Linked DNA regions of Homo sapiens: region 1 is linked to region 2. Evidence: chromatin loops called from intact Hi-C (ENCODE). Cell type or tissue: psoas muscle. All regions are shown on one strand. Each heading gives the region's core, and the rest is flanking DNA. Links, peaks and the distances in the headings are about the cores only. Region 1 has its middle 15 kb from the start of NPPB. Region 2 overlaps PLOD1 (procollagen-lysine,2-oxoglutarate 5-dioxygenase 1).

The links. Peaks named below come from ENCODE experiments on the same cell type or tissue, not always from the same donor. Only the 100,000 strongest peaks of a DNase experiment are listed, where the experiment ranks them.
Region 1: a loop joins it to region 2, with 5 times the contacts of the local background. A loop is called at or near these places in 1 of 110 quality-filtered maps.

What each region holds. Positions count from the first base shown.
Region 1 is chr1:11,872,622-11,875,525 of GRCh38, forward strand. No RefSeq gene overlaps it. Among named protein-coding and RNA genes, the nearest start is that of NPPB, 15 kb to the left of the region's middle. In psoas muscle, for the core only: no CTCF peak of the experiment used is centred there; DNase peaks (open chromatin) are centred at 1,730 and 2,240; H3K27ac peaks cover 1,627 bases.
Region 2 is chr1:11,937,952-11,940,855 of GRCh38, forward strand. All of the region lies in intron 1 of PLOD1 (procollagen-lysine,2-oxoglutarate 5-dioxygenase 1), which reads left to right. Among named protein-coding and RNA genes, the nearest start is that of PLOD1, 4.7 kb to the left of the region's middle. RefSeq lists enhancers at 817-2,016, 979-1,871. In psoas muscle, for the core only: no CTCF peak of the experiment used is centred there; DNase peaks (open chromatin) are centred at 1,400 and 2,490; H3K27ac peaks cover 1,962 bases.

The DNA of each region.
Region 1 (2,904 bases), core at 183-2,682, 65 kb before region 2:
GGAAGTCAGAAATCCAAAATCAAGATGCTGTCCAGGCCGAGCTGCTTCTGGGGCTATAGGGGAGATCTTTCCCGGCCCCTCTAGCTCCTGACAGCTTCAGGCGTTCCTCAGCTCATACATGCACCACTCCCATCTCTGACTCTGTCCTCACATGACCTTCTCTGCATCTCTGTGTCTCAAATGTCTCTCTCCCTTTCTTTTATAAGGACCCCTGTCACTGGGCTTAGGACCCACCCTATATCTAGGATGATCTCTTCTCGAGATCTTTAATTTCATGACGTCTGCAATGACCTTTGTTCCAAATAAGATCACACTCACAAGTTCCAGGAGCTGGGAAATGAATATATCTTTTTGGAAGCCACCTTTCAGTACATTCTTCGGTGGCTTGTCTGTTTCCCCCTCTGGGATGGAAGCTGCACAGGATATGTACTTGGAATGGCTGGTGCAGGACTGGACATATGGAAGGAGCCTCACCAAAGGTGTGTTGCCTGGCCAATGTTTACTATGTTTACATATTTTGCATTTACATGTTTTAATCCATATTTTAAAAATCTATGTACAGGTTTTTTTTGCTTTGTGTTTTTTGAGACAGGGTCTTGCTCTGTCACCCAGGCTGGAGTGCAGTGGCGTGATCACAGCTCACTGCAGCCTTGACCTCCTGGGCTCAAGTGATCCTCCCCGCTCAGGCTCCCAAGTAGCTGGGACTACAGGCAAACACCACCACACCTGGCTAATCTGGGGGGGATTTTTTTTTGTTTCTTTTTTTTTTTTTTTTTTTTGTAGAGATGGGATTTCACCATGTTGCCCAGGCTGGTCTCAAACTCCTGAGCTCAAGTAATCCTCCCACCTTTGCCTCCCAAAGGGTTGGGATTACCGGCGTGAGCCCCGGTGCCTGGCCTGTACTGAGTCCTTTAAGCCTCCCTTGACCTGTTGACCCTGCTCATGACCTATAGAGGCAGTGGAGGTCTGCTGGTATTTGGTGGTTTTTTTCTACCTGCAGATTATTTGAAGTTTGTTGGGTTCTGTCTCCTAGTAATGTTGAAGGAGTGAGTCATGGCTTCATTTGCATTCTTTGTTGAGTTTTTACATTTAAGTGAGGATGTGTGCAAAGATTTGAACTCAGGTGGGTGCCATTAACCTTGATAGTACACTTCAGCTATATTAACTCAGCCTTAGCAACAGCTCTAGGATAAATTATTACCCCCGTTAGATGGATGAATATCCTTGATAGATAGCAGTTGCCTTTCATGCTGGGAATCTTTAGTCGCCCCTGCAGACCCCTCTCCATCCTTCCCTCCCCTGCTCAGCACTTGTGAGGCTGCCTTTTATAGCTTATATTGGATCCAATGATTGTTAGGGGCAGCAAAATATCAGCAGGAGAAAGAGAAGAGAGGAAGCTCAGGGTGTTTTTTTCTGCCACACTGCAGTCCCCGAGGAGGGCCACACAGCGCACGTCCCAGCCGGGCATTGTTAACTTAAACTATGGTGTGAACGCCGCTGCCTCTCACTCATGGGTCACTGTGAACAGCAAACACATGGCACCTTGGATCCTGCAGACACGCTGGCAGTGGAGAAAGGGAGGGAGCCAGCCACGCCTGGGGGTCACTCTCATGAATGGCGTAGAGTGGGGGCCACACGTGAGGACAGGAAGCATGAATGGCCGTCCCAGAACATCCACATGAGGGTTATTAATAGAGCCGTCCCAGGAGAGGACGCACTGTGCTTGGGAGGGACAACCGAGGAACAGAGCCGGCTGGACCGTAAGAAGTCCTGTGACATGTGGGAAATGAGGGAGGCGCTGGCAGGCTACCAAAGGCCCTCTGGCTGCCTCTCCTCCCTGACCTTACTCCCCAGTGAAGGTGGCCACTGCCACTCGGGCTCTGCGTTCTAGGCCCTCTGAGGCTGGCTGCATCCTCCTGGGTGTGCTTGATGACCCAGGAGCCATGTCCCTCCATTTAAAGGGCTGTGCGGAGCTTGAGGGGCTGGGAACATAGGCAGGCCATGACTGGGAAATCAGACAGGGCCATTGTGAGTTGAATCATGTCCCCAAAATTCATGTCCACCCAGAACCTCAGTGTGTGACCTTGTTTGGAAAAGAGATCTGTGCAGATGTCATTTGTTAGGATGAGATCATACTGGATTAGGGTAGGTCCTGGTCCAATACGGCTGATGTCCTTGTAAGAAGAGGAGAGATGCAGACACAGACAGGCAGGGGGGAGGCTGAGTAAAAGCCGAGGCAGAGGCTGCAGTGATGCATGTACAAGCCAAGGAACACCCCTGATTCCCAGCAACCCTGGAGGCTGGGAGAGGCAAGGACGGCCCCTCCCTAGAGTCCTCAGAGAAGGCATGGCCCGGTCCACGGTCACAGCCTGTTGGCCTCTGGAACCGTAAGGAGACCATTTCTGTTGTTTGAAGCCACCCACTTTGCGGTGCTTTCTTAGGACAGCCACAGTAAACGAACCCAGGCATCTTGTATTTGCAAAGGGTGTTTGCTGTGGGCCTCACTGCATCCTTAGTTTTGCTTTAGGTCTTTGGGAGACTTGGCCTGTCCTGGGGCAGCCCCATGCAGCGGTGATGCAGAAGTCAGGACCTGCATTCGGCCTGCCTGGGTTCGAATGTCAGTCCGGCCTCCTCCTAGTGGCGGCAGATTGAATCTCCAAAGATGGCCACGAGCTGCCCCACCCCATGTGCTCCCACCATGGGACACCGACACTCCTCCCATCGGAAGCAGAGTCCACGTTCCCTCCTCTTGAATCTGGACAGGCCTGGGCCTGTGGCAGAAGTGACGCTCTGTGACTTCTCAGACTAGGTTATAGCATTGAAGTAGCTTCCACTTTCCTCACCAGAGCACTTGCCTGGGAGCCCTGGGGCAACCATGGTGTGAGGAAGCCCAAAGCCACCGCT
Region 2 (2,904 bases), core at 154-2,653:
TCTTTTTTTTTTTTTCTTTGAGACAGAGTCTCGCTTTGTCGCCCAGGCTGGAGTGCAGTGGCACGATCTCAGCGCACTGCAGCCTCCACCTCCAGGGTTCAAGCGATTCTCCTGTCTCAGCCTCCCAAGTAGCTGGGATCACAGGCATGCACCACCATGCCTGGCTAATTTTTGTATTTTTAGTAGAGACGGGGTTTTGCAATGTTAGCCAGGCTGGTCTCAATCCTGACCTCAAGCGATTTGCCCACCTTGGCTTCCCAAAGTGCTGGGATTACAGGCCTGAGCCACCACGCCCGGCCAGGATCCCTTTGCTAAGTAAGAAATCATCAACTCCATTTTGGAGATGGGAAGACTGAGGTCCTGGTAGGTTAAACATCTGGTCTCTCATTGCCAGAGCTGGTTGGAGGTGGGGTCATTGTCTGGAACTCAGACCTACTGTTCATTTCTGCACCTCTGGACGGGAAGGGGGTGCTGTTGCCTGGAAATGCTGCCTGGGGGAGCCTGCTCAGCTCCCCCAGACCCAGCTGAGGTGTGACCTTTAGCCAGCTGGACAGGAGGACAGAGTGGGTTGCTCATCTTCCCTGCAGGTCTTGCCTGAGCATCCCACTGACTAGTGTGTGTGTTTGGTGGGGGGTACCCCAGCAGCCCCCAAAGAGGCCAGCTCTTCCCTTTCCCTGGCAGATGGATGGGAGGAGGCAGCTACTGAGGTGGATTCAGCTGGAGTAGGGAAGGGGATTTGCTGTGGAGTCTCGGGGAGTGAGATGGGTGGGGTGCTGTCAGCAGCTTGTCTGTCCCCTCACCCAAAACGCATGGCCTTGGTGCATGGAGAGAAACATGGACCGTTTTCACTTTTGGGGGCTCCCAATGAGAGGGGGGTACAGAGCACCTCACTTCAGTAGACACCCCACGTCTGAGGGAAGAGATGTTGCGCCATCCTGGGGGGGCTTCCAGAACAAGATGGGAGACACAAGAAGGCTTCAACAAAGCAATATCTTCCATCACAGGGAACTGGGAGAATAAAAGGCAACATCCAAACAGGCAGATATCCCTAGAGCCGAGGTCAGATGTCCCACAGCCCTTCCTCCCGTTTGTAGAAACTTCTAGCAGATCTCCAGCTCCTGCCTTTCCCTGTGGGCCTTGATTTGGCCGTGGTGAGAGAAGGACAGCTGCAGAGATCAGAGGCTCAGCTGGCCGTTCAGGTCATGCTGTTCCCTACTAGAGAACAGAAGGGTCCCAGGAGTCAGTCAGGCTGCACTGGATGGTGTGGGGGTGGGGCCGGGTCTGGGGAGACCTAAGTGGGCAGCTGGCCCCGGGGAGGCTAAGGTTGGCTCCCACGTGCAGGGCATCCCAAGCTCCTGCCAGACCCTGTTCCTGGCTTCAGTTCAAGCCTGGGGTGGGGATGAAGGATGGGGGAGGGGAGAGGGCGGAAGGGCTTCATTCATTCCCGCCTCCCCAGGGAGCAGACTGGGTGTGTCATGACTGTGCCTTGACTCAGGCCACACAGTGACCACCCACGCCTTGGGCTGGGACTGCTTGGGGAGGAGGGGGCATCCGGTGGCACAGTCAAACCAGGGGTGCCCAGAGGTCCCATTCTTCCAGGAGCTCATCACATACGCACACCCCAACCAAGCCCTCACCGTCAGTCTCTCCACATCATTCTTTTTCTTTTTCTTTTTTTGAGATGGAGTCTCGCTCACCTAGTCTGGAGTGAAATGGCATGATCTCAGCTCACTGCAACCTCTGCCCCCTGGGTTCAAGCAGTTCTCCTGCCTCAGTCTCCCGAGTAGCTGGGATTACAGGCGCCCACCATCATGCCCAGCTAATTTTTGTATTTTTAGTAGAGATGGGGTTTCGCCATGTTGGCCAGGCTGGTCTCGAGCTCCTGACCTCATGTGATCCACCCGCCTTGGCCTCCCAAAGTGCTAGGATTACAGGTGTGAGCCACCGCACACATCATTCTTCTCTTAAAAGTTTTTCTAAATTTTATTTTTTTGTACAGACAGGGTCTCACTGTGTTGCCCCGGCTGGTCTTGAACCCTCAGGCTCAAGTGATCATCCCCACCTTGGCCCCCCAAAGACCGGGATTACAGGTGTGAGCCACTGCACCTGGCTAATTCCTGTGGCCCAGTAGCATGACTATAGCTCACTGCAGCCTTCACCTCCTGGGCTCAAGCAATCCTCCTGCCTCAGCTTCCTGAGTAGCTGGGCCTAGAGGTGCGTGCCACCATGTCTGGCTAATTTTTTAATTTTTTGTAGAGACAGGGTCTCACTTTGTTGCACAGGTTGGTCTTGAACTCAGGGCCTCAAATAAGCCTCCTGCCTTGGTCTCCCTAAGTGTTGACATTACAGGTGTGAGCCACCCCACCCTCTGCATCATTCTTGCTCTCAGGAAGGCAGCTCCCCTTTATTCCTGACCCCCAGGGCAGCATCTACCAAGACACAGCTCCCCTTTAGGGGAGGCACCCTGTCGCCAGAACCCCCCCGCAGCTACCAAGGCAGGCACTGTGCCAAGCGCTTTACGGCATTGGCTCATTGAATCCTCATGAAAGTCTCTGGAGGGAGGTACTATCATCTGTATTATTCCCATTTTACAGATGAGAAAACTGAGGCACGGAGAGGCTAAATTCCCTGCCCAGCAATCTGTCTTTAGCACCCTCTCTGTTGTATCTCATTGATTTCTGCTGATCCTGGATCACGGGTTCATCTGGGGAAGTCATTGCTGGACTTTGGGCAGTAGGTGGGGAGGGCTGAGAGCTCTGGGTGCCAGGCCTTGGCCTTAGCCCAAGGCAGCTGGCTGGACCAGACAGAAAGCAGATGGGAGGGGCCTTGGTACTCGAAAATGAATCTTCCACATCCATGCCTTAAGGGTTTCTCTGGCCTGGCCTAACAGTGAGCTGGGAAAAG